Regions from separate parts of the Homo sapiens genome. Here region 2 is linked to region 1. Evidence: read pairs that join two places in POLR2A ChIA-PET (ENCODE). Cell type or tissue: Panc1. All regions are shown on one strand. Each heading gives the region's core, and the rest is flanking DNA. Links, peaks and the distances in the headings are about the cores only. Region 1 holds the start of LOC124900245 (small nucleolar RNA SNORA40). Region 2 has its middle 3.8 kb from the start of OR2AE1.

Region 1 (6,902 bases), core at 1,715-4,214:
TTCAATCATTGTGGGAAGCAATATGGCGATTCCTCAAAGAGCTAAAAGCAGAACTACCATTCGACCCAGCAATCCCATTACTGAGTATATACCCAGAGGAACATAAAGCATTCTACCATAAAGACACATGGGCCAGGCGTGGTAGCTCATGCCTGTAATCCCAGCACTTTGGGATGCCAAGGCAGGCAGATCACCTGAGGTCAGGAGTTCAAGACCAGCCTGGCCAACATGATGAAACCCTGGGCTCTACTAAAAATACAAAAGTTAGCTGGGCACAGTGGCTCACACCTGTAATCCCAGCTACTCAGGAGGCCCAGGCAGGAGAATCATTTAAACCCAGGTGGCAGAGGTTGTAGTGAGCCAAGATTGCACCACTGTACTCCAGCCCGGGTGACAGAGCTAGACTCCGTCTCCAAAAAAAAAAAAAACAAAGACACATCCACATGAGTGTTCATTGCAGCACTATTTACAATACTGAAGTGCCGAGACCAGCTCGGTTGGGGAGACCCTAACCCAGCGGCGCTAGAGGAGTTAAAGATGCACACACAGAAATATAGAGGTGTGAAGTGGGAAATCAGGGGTCTCACAGCCTTCAGAACTGAGAGCCCCAAACAGAGATTTACCCACATATTTAGTAACAGCAAACCAGTTATTATCATTGTTTCTGTAGATATTAAATTAACTAAAAGTATCCATTATGAGAAACAAAGGGATGGGCCAAATTAAAGGAATAGGTTGGGCTAGTTAACTGCAGCAGGAACACGTCCTTAAGACACAGATCGCTCATGCTATTGTTTGCAGCTTGAGAATGCGTTTAAGCGGTTTTCCGCCCTGGGCAGGCCAAGTGTTCCTTGCCCTCATTCCTTCATTCCTGTAAACCCACAACCTTCCAGCTTGGGCGTTAGGGCCATTATGAACATGTTACAGTGCTGCAGAGATTTTGTTTATGACCAGTCTTGGGGCCAGATTATGGCCAGATTTTGGGGGGCTTGCTCCCAACAGTGAAGACATGGAACCAACTTAAATGCCCATCAGTGACAGATTGGCTAAAGAAACTGTGGTACATATACACCATGAAATATTATGCAGCCATAAAAAAGAACAAGATCATGTCTTTTGAGGGAATATGGATGAAGCTGGAGTCTATAATCCTTAGCAAACTAATGCAGCAACAGAACACCAAATACCACACGTTCTCACTTATAAGTGGGAGCTAAATGATGAGAACTTATGAACACAAAGAAGGAAACAACAGACACTGGGGTCTGCTTGAGGGTGGGAGGAGGGAGAGGAGCAGAAAAGACAACTGTTGGGTACTGGGCTTAATACCTGGGTGATGAAATAATATATACAACAAACCACGATGACACATGTTTACCTATGTAACAAATCTTCACACGTACCCCCAAACCTAAAATAAAAGTTTTAAAAAAGAGTTTTGTTTTCAAAATCCTTTCTTCCTAGGAGGTTGCAAATTTTACTGAATAAGAATAACCAGGGATGGGGCCTGGCACGGTGGCTCATGCCTGTAATCCCAGCACTTTGGGAGGCTGAGGCAGGTGGATCACCTGAGGTCAGGAGTTCGTGACCAGCCTGACCAGCATGGAGAAACCCTGTCTCTACAAAAAATACAAAAGTTAGCAGGGCATGGTGGCACATGCCTGCAATCCCAGCTACTCAGGAGGCTGAGACAGGAGAATCACTTGAACCCAAGAGACGAAGGTTGCAGTGAGCCGAGATTGCATCATTGCACTCCAGCCTGGGTGACAGAGCGAGACTCTATCTAAAAAAAAAAAAAAAAAAAAGTAGTTCCTTGGAAGTTAAAGGTTAAGCTTAAGGACTGATTCAAAGGCAGGTGCAAAAAATAAACCCTCTTTTGTAACCCAGAACTCATTTTTCAGTATGAGTTTTGATACATATAAGAAGGAAAGCTAGGCATGGTGGCTCACACCTGTAAACCTAGCACTTTGGGAGGCCGAGGCGGGTGGATCACGAGGTCAGGAGATCGAGACCATCCTGGTTAACATGGTGAAACCCCGGCACTACTAAAAATACAAAAAATTAGCCGGGGGTCGTGGCGGGTGCCTGTAGTCCCAGCTACTCGGGAGGCTGAGGCAGGAGAATGGCGTGAACCCAGGAGGTGGAGCTTGCAATGAGCCGAGATTGCGCCACTGCACTCCAGCCTGGGTGACAGTGAGAGGCTCCGTCTCAAAAAAAAAAAAAAAAGAAGGAATATGATACCTGAGATAGTTTAAAATAATGGAGGTATTGATAACCATAAAGGTTGGTTCCAGGACTGTAGGGTTGATCATTTAAAAGCATAGGACATAAGGAAAATCTCAGCTATGTTGATTTAGTATTCCATTGGAGGTGGAGCTTGCAATGAGCCGAGATTGCGCCCCTGCACTCCAGCCTGGGTGACAGTGAGAGGCTCCGTCTCAAAAAAAAAAAAAAAAAGAAGGAATATGATACCTGAGATAGTTTAAAATAATGGAGGTATTGATAACCATAAAGGTTGGTTCCAGGACTGTAGGGTTGATCATTTAAAAGCATAGGACATAAGGAAAATCTCAGCTATGTTGATTTAGTATTCCATTGGAGGTGGAGCTTGCAATGAGCCGAGATTGCGCCACTGCACTCCAGCCTGGGTGACAGTGAGAGGCTCCGTCTCAAAAAAAAAAAAAAAAGAAGGAATATGATACCTGAGATAGTTTAAAATAATGGAGGTATTGATAACCATAAAGGTTGGTTCCAGGACTGTAGGGTTGATCATTTAAAAGCATAGGACATAAGGAAAATCTCAGCTATGTTGGTTTAGTATTCCATTGTCATGCTTACATGATATGTCAAGACAGCTTTTCTTAAAGGCTTTTACCTTGAGAACATGATTCCTAGAGTTGTAATGGCATATCCCACAGATTTGTACTATGCTTGAGTGTGATTCCTCAGGAACGAATATGATTTGAACTCATTCACGTTTAGAGAGGGTGTCAAGTTGAAAACCAGGCAGATTCACTTACCCTAAAAATGACTCTAAAGTAAAATGATTGAAGAAATTAGATTCCAAAGATTCTGGGTGGAAATTCTGAAGTATATTTACATTCATGTGGACATAAAAGAGGCCAAAATTCAAGAACTGTGGGCTGACAGGAGAGCTGTGGATTAAGCACCAGTTCTATTAAAAGGGAGGCTGGGCACAGTGGCTCACACTTTTAATCCCAGTGATTCAGGAGGCTGAGGTGGGAGGATGGCTTGAACCCAGGAGTTCGAGACCAGCCTGGGCAATATAGCAAGACCCCATTACAGGTATGAGCCACTGCACCTGGCCTCATCTTTTAATTAGCATAAAGCCCTTAGTTCCTACAGCTTTGCTCCACAAGAGTGAAGTCAACGCTGAGCCTCAGCAGGACATCTCTTCCCACTGTGGGCCCCGAAGCTTAGTGAAGCTAACTTGCTGGCCTCTGGAGAACCAAAATCTGTGTCTAGAAATGGTTCCAGCAACTTCTCCACACCCCATGATGAAATAGATTACTGGGCTTTTTCCTGATGTGATGCAAGATCAAATACACTTTGCATAATTCAGATTTTAGACTACACCAGCCAAAACCACAAGGACACTGTGCTACTGTCTTGAGTTGGTGACTCTCTTTTCATTCTACCTAATCACCCTGTGGCCCTGGGTGACAGCCAGCCTCTCTCCAGCCAAGAAGATCATGACTACAGTTGTGTAGTATTTGGTTCATAAAAGATCTGAACAGGAAATTCAGGCCATTGCAGGCTGGAGTGCAGTGGCGAAATCATAGCTCACTGCAGCCTCGAACTCCTGAGCTCAAGCAATCCTTCCTCCTTAGCCTACTCGGTAGCAAGGACTACAGGCATGCACCACTATGCCTGGCTCATTTTTTTTTTTTTTTTTTTTTTGGTTTTCGTAGAGACAGGGGTCTCAATATGTTGCCCAGCTGGTCTCGAACTCCTGGACTCAAGTGATCCTCCCACTTCAGCCTTCCAAAGCACTGGCATTACAGGTATGAACAACCATGCCTAGCCCCATATTAGTATTTTCCCTTTTTTTTTTTTTTGTACTTTTAGTAGAGTCAGGGTTTCACCATGTTAGCCAGGATGGTCTTGATCTCCTGACCTCGTAATCTGCCTGCCTTGGCCTCCCAAAGTGCTAGGATTACAGACGTGAGCCACCACACCTGGCCCCATATTAGTATTTTTCCTGTACAATATTGGATGAGCAATATGTAAAAATACTGATTTGAACAGGTTTATTCCATTTAGTCAGAGAAGATAAGCCAAAGCGCTCAGGAGGAAATTGCCCAGCCAGTGACATTTCACAGTAATGTCGAATACTTTGAGCAAATAAAGAATAGCACATGACAGGAGGAACATTTCAATTTTTTTAAAAAAAGCAAAGGGCAACATGAGCAGGCCAGGGCAAAGGAAGATTTGAATGTGAGCTCTGGCGTCATGACAGGAGAGATGGGTAGGGGTAGAAGAAGGGGAGGAAACCTCAGAAGATCCAAGTCTTGGCCAGATGTGGAGGGGGAGCAATGGGGCACAGAGCTACTCAGAATTCTGCAAACTCTATTTATTTATTTATTTATTTATTTATTTATTTATTTATTTATTTATTTTTGAGATGGAGTCTTGCTGTGTCACCCAGGCTGGAGTGCGGTGGTGCAATCTCGGCTCACTGCAACCTCCGCCTCCCAGGTTCAAGCAATTCTCCTGCCTCAGCCTCCTGAGTAGCTGAGATTACAGGCGCCCGCCACCACACCCGGCTGATTTTTGTGTGTTTAGTAGAAATTTTTGTGTGTTTTAGTGTGTTTTGTGTGTTTAGTGTGTTTAGTTCACCATGTTGGCCAGGCTGGTCTTGAACGCCTGACCTCAGGTGATCCACCCACCTCAGCCTCCCAAAGTGCTGGGATTACAGGCGTGAGCCACAGCGCCCGGCCTGAAAACTCTTTTACACAAACCCAAGCGTCTTCTGTGCCTCAGTTTCCCCACACTCCTTGGCTTCCTGGGAGACCCGGCCCTTCACTCCAGCCGCTCCGCATCTCCACACCATGTTGGTCTTGGCTCACACATCCAGAGCTTGTTTGAGAACCCTCAGCTCTCCAGGGCACAGCTCAAGGATACAGGAATTGGCCCTGGGGTTGTCAGATCCCCTCCAAGTCCCAGGGAGTGAGTTTCCTCAAATGAGTCACCAACCGCCATGCACAGGTTTCAACCGCAAAAGACACAGCAGAGCTCTCACCTTGACCTTCTCATGAAACCTCACCTGCCTGTGTCTGTGCTTTTCCTTCCCGTGGCACAGAACTTTCCTTACATCCTGTCCTCAGCCTCCCACTCTGGATTATTCCAAAGTCCATCCTCCAAGCTGGGCTCCTTAAGGAAATCATTCCCAGCCTTCAGAATTCTAAGTCAAACATCTCATCTTTTTGGAAAGCCTAAATTTGAAGTTATCCTTCCCCACCACCCGCTTTTTTTTTTTTTTCTTAATGCTTTGGGTTCAACTTGGAAATCAAAGCTGAGAAATTACTTCTTCAGACTAATGAAATCCGCATTTCCTCTTCTGGGGCAAAAAGTTCTATCTGAACATATAGAGCCCCAGGGAAGAAAGCTCAATCAAGAGGGAAAAATACAGCAACTGTATTTTTCAATTCAAAAAGGATGACACCCTCAACAAATAAAAGGATAAAGAATCAACAGCTTAGGTCAATAAGGAAACCAAAAGCTCGTGTGAGCAGGTCAGGGCTAAAGAACATTAAAAATGGGATCTGGCCTCATCTGTAACAGGAAAGAGGAGTGGGGTGGACAAGGGGGAGGAAACCTCAGAAAACTGAAGTCCTGGACAGGTGTCAGGGTTGGGGAGAGGGGCACAGAGCCACTGAGTCACCCAGAGAAAAACCCCCGTAGGGAATGATGTATCAGAGATGTGAAGACCTAAGAGCTTGCCAAGAGGCGGTCAAAAGAATGTTTCTGCCAGGGGAGGTCGGTCACTACTGTAATCCCAGCACTTTTGTAGGCTGAGGCTGGTGGATCACCTGAGGTCAGGAGTTTGAGACCAGCCTGGCCAACATGGTGAAACCCCATCTCTACTAAAAATACAAAAATTAGCTTGGCATGGTGGCAGACACCTGTAATCCCAGCTACTCACAAAGCTGAGGCAGGAGAATCACTTGAACCCAGAAGATGGAGGTTCCAGTAAGCCAAGATCACGCCACTGCACTCCAGCCTGGGTGAGAGAGCAAGACTCCATCTCAAAAAAAAAAAAAAAAGAGTGTTTCTAACCAGGTCAGCATGAAACAGCAAGTGGGTGTGGGGGACACAGGAGCCTGACAAGGGAGGTGACCTGGGGGTAGGGCTGGGCCATGAGCATAGACTAGGCATCAGGGATGATAAAGGAGTCCAGAGAACCCAATGTGGTTCCTTCGACAGTCACTGCTTGCTCCCCCAAAGGAGGACCACTGTTAGATTCTCCCACAGGTAGGACCAAATCCAAGTGCAAATTGAAGAGGCCCCAACCCAAAGAGTCTCATTGCCAAAAATGATCTCTTTTAATAATTTCTCAGTCACCTTAGAATAGCATGTCACTTTGTACACCCCATGTTATACTGTTCATAACATTTAACAGAAGAGAGGATGATATTACTCCCAATGTCACAGGAGGTGTACACTCCCCTATGATATTGTTCCTAATCTCCAGAGGGGAAGAGGATGATACTACTTCCAATATCCCAGGGGGGTGTACAGCCCCCCCTGTGATATTTTTCATAATATCCAAGGGGAAAGAGGGTGATATTACTCCAAATATCACGGGAGTGTACACCCCCCATGATATTTTTTGAAATATACATGAGGAGAAACAATGATATTACTCCCAATATTGCAGG
Region 2 (6,902 bases), core at 130-2,629, 74 kb before region 1:
CACATATGTATACACACACACACACACACACACATTTGTCTTTCTTAATGAGAAGAGACTTGAAGTTTGATACTTAATGGAGTCTAGATATTCTGAGATTTCAGAGTGATCATGTTTGTGAAGGCAGATTTTTAAGCTCTCTCTCTCTATACAGACACACACAGAGAGACAGTTTGGAGAAAAGCTTGGGGGCGTTGCTTATTTTATCAGTGAGGATTTTACTAGAAAAGCTATAACACTAAGAGATTTCTCTTATACAATTGTGGAAGCTGGTTAGGCAATCTATGCGTGGCTGTTACCTTTGTGTCTGATGCTGGAACTTTAATTCCAGAGGGCAAGTAGTCAGGAAAAAAAAAATGGATATAAAGAGTGGCAGATCAAAGTCATGCTGGAACCCACAAGCATGAGCTGCAATCCCACAAAGGCAGACTGAAACCCATGTCAGTTCTTGTTGTCTCTGAAATTGGCGGTGTGGATATCCTGCAGAAGCTGGGGCGCCTCTTTTTTTTTTTTTTTTTTTTTTTGAGTTGGAGTCTTGCTCTGTCGCCCAGGCTGGAATGCTGTGGCCCGATCTCGTCTCACTGCAAGCTCCGCCTCCCGGGTTCATGCCATTCTCTTGCCTCAGCCTCCGTAGTAGCTGGGACTACAGGCGCCTGCCACCACACCCGGCTAATTTTTTGTATTTTTAGTAGAGACGGGGATTTCACCGTGTTCGACAGGATGGTCTCCATCTCCTGACCTCGTGATCCCCCCGCCTCGGCCTCCCAAAGTGCTGGGATTACAGGCGTGAACCACCGCACCCGGCCGCTGGGGCGCTTCTTAATGGCCAGATTAAAAATGCACACACCTGGCCGGGCGCGGCGGCTCACGCCTGTAATCCCAGCACTTTGGGAGGCCGAGGCAGGTGGATCACGAGGTCAGGAGATGGAGACCATCCTGGCTAACACGGTGAAACCCCGTCTCTACTAAAAATACAAAAAATTTGCCGGGCGTGGTGGCGGGCGCCTGTAGTCCCAGCTACTCGGGAGGCTGAGGCAAGAGAATGGTGTGAACCCAGGAAGCGGAGCTTGCAGTGAGTGGAGATCGCATCACTGCACTCCAGCCTGGGCAACAGAGCGAGACTCCGTCTTAAAAAAAAAAATAAAAAAAAAAAAATAAAAAAAAAAAAGAATGCACACACCTGACCCAGAAGTCAGAAAAACTAAAGGAGAATCCAAGGGAAGGCCTTTTGAAGACCATCTGGTTGGCAACACGTTTTGGTGCTGGGGCAGTGTCCTCTAGGATGTGAAATATACTCTAAATCTGCATCCAATTTATGCTGCTCTTCCTCCCATAGCAAGATTCATGGAACCAGAAATCACCAGGTAGAAGAGAGAATGAGTCCTCTCACTATAGCCCCCATAACTGTGACCCACCAGCACAATTTTAGTTTTCTATCCCTTCACTTTTAGCTTTTGCTGTTTTAGAGGTCTTAGTTCCAAAGGGAGAAATTCTTCTACCAGGTGTCACAACAATAATCCCATTTTCTGATAGTTAAGACTGCCACCATGCCACTTGGGGCTCCTCATAGAACTGAATCAATAGGCAAATAAGGTTACTCTATTGGCTAGTAAGACTGATTCTGACTAGCAATGGGAAATTCAGTCACTACTATACAGTGAGGATATGGAGAATTATGTCTGCAGTCAGATTTTCTAGGGTGTACTCTCATGTCTCATGATGTAAGCCAATAGAAAACTACAACCCAATTCAGACAAGACTGCTAGTGGCCCAGATGCTTCAGGAATAAAGGTTTGGGTTACCCCACCAGGCAAAGAGTCATGAATAACTGTAGACAAAGAGAATTGGAATGGGTAGTGAAAGCAAGTCGTTATAAATACCAGCCAAAAACCATGTGAGCAGCTACAGAAACAAAAACTGTAATAGTTATGGGCATTTATTCTGTGTGTGTGTGTATGTGTACTGAATATTTGTTTTCTTCTCCTCTGTCATCCCCCGTATCTAACATAAGATGTATTAATAATTGTTAATTTCAGGCAGGGGACAGTGGCTCAGGTCTGTAATCCCAGCACTTTGGGAGGCCAAGGCAGGCAGATCACCTGAGGTCAGGACTTTGAGACCAGCCTGGCCAACATAGTGAAACCCTGTCTCTACTAAAAATACAAAAATTAGCCAGGCTTGGTGGCACATACCTGTAATTGCAGCTACTCGAGGGGCTGAGGCATTAGAATCCCTTGAACCCGGGAGGTGGAGTTTGCAGTGAGCCAAGATTGTGCCACTGCACTCTAGCCTGGGCGACAGGGCAAGACTCTGTCTCAAAAAAAAAAAGTAATCTTAATTGATTCCTCAAATATCCACCCTATTCTTTTTTGTGTTTTTTCTCCTAAATGTCTTTCTAGACCTTCATGCGGTGACGATTATCTATTTACTTCTTAAAGCAAAGAACTCAGAACTGAATGCATTCTCCCAAGCATTTGATCAGTAAGAAAGAGGTCACATCTGGCCGGGCGCGGTCGCTCATGCCTGTAATCCTGGCACTTTGGGAGGCCACGACAAGTGGATCACCTGAGGTCAGGAGTTCGAGACCAGCCTGACCAACATGTAGAAACCCCGTCTCTACTGAAAATACAAAATTAGCCGGGCGTGGTGGCGCATGCCTGTAATCCCAGCTACTCCAGAGGCTGAGGCAGGAGAATCGCTAGAACCCAGGAGGCAGATGATGCAGTGAGCCGAGATCACACCATTGCACTCCACCTTGAGCAACAAGAGCAAAATTCTGTCTCAAAAAAAAAAAAAAAAGTCACATCTATTACTGTCTCTCTCCTAATGCAGTCTACAGTCTCATCTTTCTGGCTGTCACTTCACACTGTTATTTCACACTCAGCTTCTGGTGGACTAGAAGCTCAACTTCTCCCATGCTCCTCCTGATCACTCCAACCCATTAGAGATCTCCACACACTTCCCTTTTATTTAAGTATCCATATACTTCTCTATCACTTTCCACATTAGTGTCCATCTTTCTCTACAAATCTCCATGGTGTAAGTTTTTCACCATCTGACCTGTGTCTCTCTTCCTCCCTTCAGCAACTTTGCTAATAATTTCCCATTCTGATTTGTGGCCTTCAAGTGACTTTTTTTTTTCTCTGCCTTCCAAGGAAGCTTTCCTTATGGATTGACTTAAGGGATAAGCTGACAATGCCCTAATTTATAATAAAGGTTTCCTAAATACCTCAAGCCCTAATATTATCTTACCTGTTATTTCCCTGCAGAGACTCGTAGGAAGACAAAGCATAGAAATGAAATGCAGAGGGCAAGAGAGGTCCACACTGACCCACCTGTTGGCTACTGTTGATCAAAACAAGCCTTTTCTGAGGTGCTCACCAGACTTCCTTCCCTAAGCCTGGAAATTTCCATTTACGTTACATTTACTGTGGAACGGCATAGAAGAAATTGCCCCAACGCAGGCATTGTTGTTTGCACTAATTACCCTAATGGCAGAATATCACCAGGACCAATGGGACACATGTGTGTTCATATTGTGAGCTCCATCAACACACATCAGGACAGATTAAGTAACTGAACTTTAGCCTCTACTAGTTGGACCTTTGAATCACACATATGCTTCCTCTGGCTCTATATGTATATTTGAGACAACCCTCCATTCCAATATCGGAGCTTGGGCAATAGGAATTTCCATTAATATTACTTTATTAAGAAGGTAAACTGAATACCAGTTTAATCATGAATGTGCCCAGAGTCAAAAGAAAATCTGTTATGGTTTTCCATTGTTTTGGATCTCTCAAGGCACTCTCTTCTTAGCTTTACACTTCCTTCCCTACTTAATAAAATATGAATTTGGCTGATGCAGTCAGGAAGCACTTTTCTGACTGCATAAATGTCTTCTCAATAGTAATCATGGGGGTTAGAGTAAGAACATTCTTGGTCTGATGTGAGCCAATCATAAGAAAAAACAGACATCATCTGGGAGAAATAAAACATCCCCCTAACCCAGAGGACCTATGTCAGCTGAAGCAAATTGTGGACACTAAATAGAATGGCGTCAGGGATTCCATCCCAGAGGACACATCTTGCATGGCTTCTGGAGACCATTACTCAAGATGTCAATTAGACTGTGCTGTATGCACTGAGATAAGCATCCCCAAAGGGCTTTACTTGGAGTTTGTTCCAAGTGATCAGGAGAATGAGATATTTTGCGGAGTGAGCCTGAAGATAACAGGAGAATATTCTCCTCAGGGGCCAATTAACTGTGGAGATAAAAAATTCTTAGAGTCCCTTGATTGTTTTTCACTTGGGAACCCAGATTTCTGTAACGCCTTTCCACGCAACCCTTTTGAGAAGACAGTCTGAGTAATAATATCTAGTCTCTTTTGCCCACAGGACCCTTTTGAGGGTTTCCATGTGCCATATCATAGGAAAGAAGTCAAGGAATAGAGGCAGGCAGTTCCCATCCTAGCTGTTGATCGTACTCCAATTTCATAGACTACATGAATATAACATGTCAAGAGATTTCAGGTCGAGTGCGGTGGCTCACACCTTTAATCCCAGCACTTTGGGAGATGGAGGCAGGTGGATTACTTGAGGTCAGAAGTCTGAGACCAGCCTGGCCAACATGGCAGAACCCTGTCTGTACTAAAAATACAAAAATTAGCCAGGCATGGTGGCACACATCTGTAGTCCAAACTACTCGGGAGACTGAGGCAGGAGAATCACTTGAACCCGAGAGGTGTAGGTTGCAGTGAGCTGAGATCGCACCACAGCACTCCAGCCTGGGTGACAGAGTAAAACTTCATCTCCAAAAAAAAAAAAGAAAGAAAGAAAGAAAAAGATTTCAGACACAGAGGGAAAAGGAAAAAATGGCATAACCCTACCTCTCCTTCTTATGCACTCCGATATCATTCTCATACCCTGCCCTTCCTTTCCATTATAGGGATATGTTGACCTCTTCTTTGTTTCTCCATCTCAACTCAAATCCTAAAATGTTTTGCTTCACTGATATTCGCTGGTTGTTTAAAATTGTGTAGCACTCTCCCCAACTCTCTCTCACTCCTGCTTTCTCCATGTGACCTACCTGCTCTCACTTTGCCTTCTACGGTGAGTAAAAGCTCCCTGAGGCCTCCCAAGAAGATCATCGGACACAAGCACCAGGCTTCCTGTACAGCCTGCAGAACCATGAGCCAATTAAACCTCTTTTCTTTATACATTACCCAGCCTTGGGTACTTCTTATAGCAATGGAGGAATAACCTAATACAGATTGCAAATAATTTCTCTCATTCAATAGGTGGGCTTTTTATTTTTATTTTTTATCGTTTCTTTGCTGTGCAGAAGCTTTTGAGTTTGATGTCTTCCCACTTGCCCGTTTTTGCTTTTGTTGCCTTCTTTTGGTGTCATACCCAAGAAATCATTATAAAGGCTAATGTCAAGAAGCTTTTCCCTTATGTTTTCCTCTAGGAGTTTTATGGTTTCAGGTCTTACATTTTGGTCTTTAATTCATTTTATGCTGATTTTTGTGTATGGTGTAAGAGAGGGGTTTAATTTCTTTGTTTGCATGCGGATATCCAGTTTTCCCAAAACCAGTTATTAAAGAGACTATCTTTTCTTTTTTTTTTTTTGAGACGGAGTCTCACTGTTTTGCCAGGCTGGAGTGCAATGGCGTGATCTCGGCTCACTGCAACCTCTGCCTCCCAGGTTCAAGCAATTCTCCTGCCTCAGCCTTCCAAGTAGCTGGGATTACAGGCACATGCCGACATGCCCAGATAATTTTTGTATTTTTAGTAGAGACGGGGTTTCACCACGTTGGCCAGGATGGAAAAGAGACTATCCTGTCTTTATTGTGCATTCTTGGCACACTTGTTGAAGATAAGCTGACTGTATATGCATGGGTTTATTTCTGCACTGCCTATTCTGTTCTGTTTGTCTATCTGTCTGTTTTTATGCCAATACTGAAGCGACATCATTTGTCTGGGGAAATACCCAAGGTTCGTTGTCTTGTGCTAAGGAAATCAAATATGAGGACACATACAAGGAGTGGGTTTAAGAGCAGAACTTTAATTAAAGTGAAAGAAAGAAGACAGAGCTTCCTCATGCAGAGGAAGGGAACCAAAGTGGGTTTCCAGGTTTGGGGTGAGATGCAGTTGACTTTATAGAGGGGCTTAGAAAGGCAGTGTCTGATTTTCATAGGGCCCATGGGATTGGTTGGACCAGGTGTGCCATTTACATAGCCCGTGATTAGGCTGGCCATCCCACCCTAATCTTTTATTATACAGGTGGGATCTCCACCTGGCCAGCACCATGACATCTGCACATTTGGCAACAAAGAGAAGGGAGGAGAAAACCTCCATGTTGGATGTACCTGGCTTCCAGGTATCTCTTTGGTATCGGCACGGCTGCCAGTATTCACCTATGCAAGCTTCCAGCTTGTGTATCAATGCTTGCAGCTTGATTTTTCAGGTTGATTTTTGTTAGAAAAGAAATGATGTGGGGGCTGCTTTTTATTAAAAGGAAATTCCACTGAGAATTCTTTTACCCTTACTAACTGCCTAAATAATTCCTTTTTAACTTCTATATCAGTATCATGCTGTTTTGATTATTGTAGCTATGGAATATAGTCTTAAATCAGGACTTGTAATGTCCCCAGCTGTGTTTTTCTTGCTCAAAATTGCTTTGGCTATTTGAGGCCTTTTGTGGTTCCATGTGAATTCTAGGATTTTTTTCTATTTCTGTAATAAATACCATCAGGATTTTGATAGAGACTGCACTGATTCTGTAGGTTGCTTTGGTAATATGAACATTTTAACAATATTATTCTTCCAATTCATTAACATGGAATGTCTTTTCATTTATTTGTGTTTTCTCCATTCCAAAAACAACATAATACACATTC

What was found. Peaks named below come from ENCODE experiments on the same cell type or tissue, not always from the same donor. Only the 100,000 strongest peaks of a DNase experiment are listed, where the experiment ranks them.
Region 2: POLR2A ChIA-PET joins it to region 1 with 14 read pairs; 2 of 35 experiments call an interaction of 5 or more read pairs at or near these places.

Annotation. Positions count from the first base shown.
Region 1 is chr7:99,950,226-99,957,127 of GRCh38, forward strand. LOC124900245 (small nucleolar RNA SNORA40) reads left to right here and starts at 1,808; the gene lies at 1,808-1,933. In Panc1, for the core only: no CTCF peak of the experiment used is centred there; no DNase peak of the experiment used is centred there.
Region 2 is chr7:99,877,396-99,884,297 of GRCh38, forward strand. No RefSeq gene overlaps it. Among named protein-coding and RNA genes, the nearest start is that of OR2AE1, 3.8 kb to the left of the region's middle. In Panc1, for the core only: no CTCF peak of the experiment used is centred there; no DNase peak of the experiment used is centred there.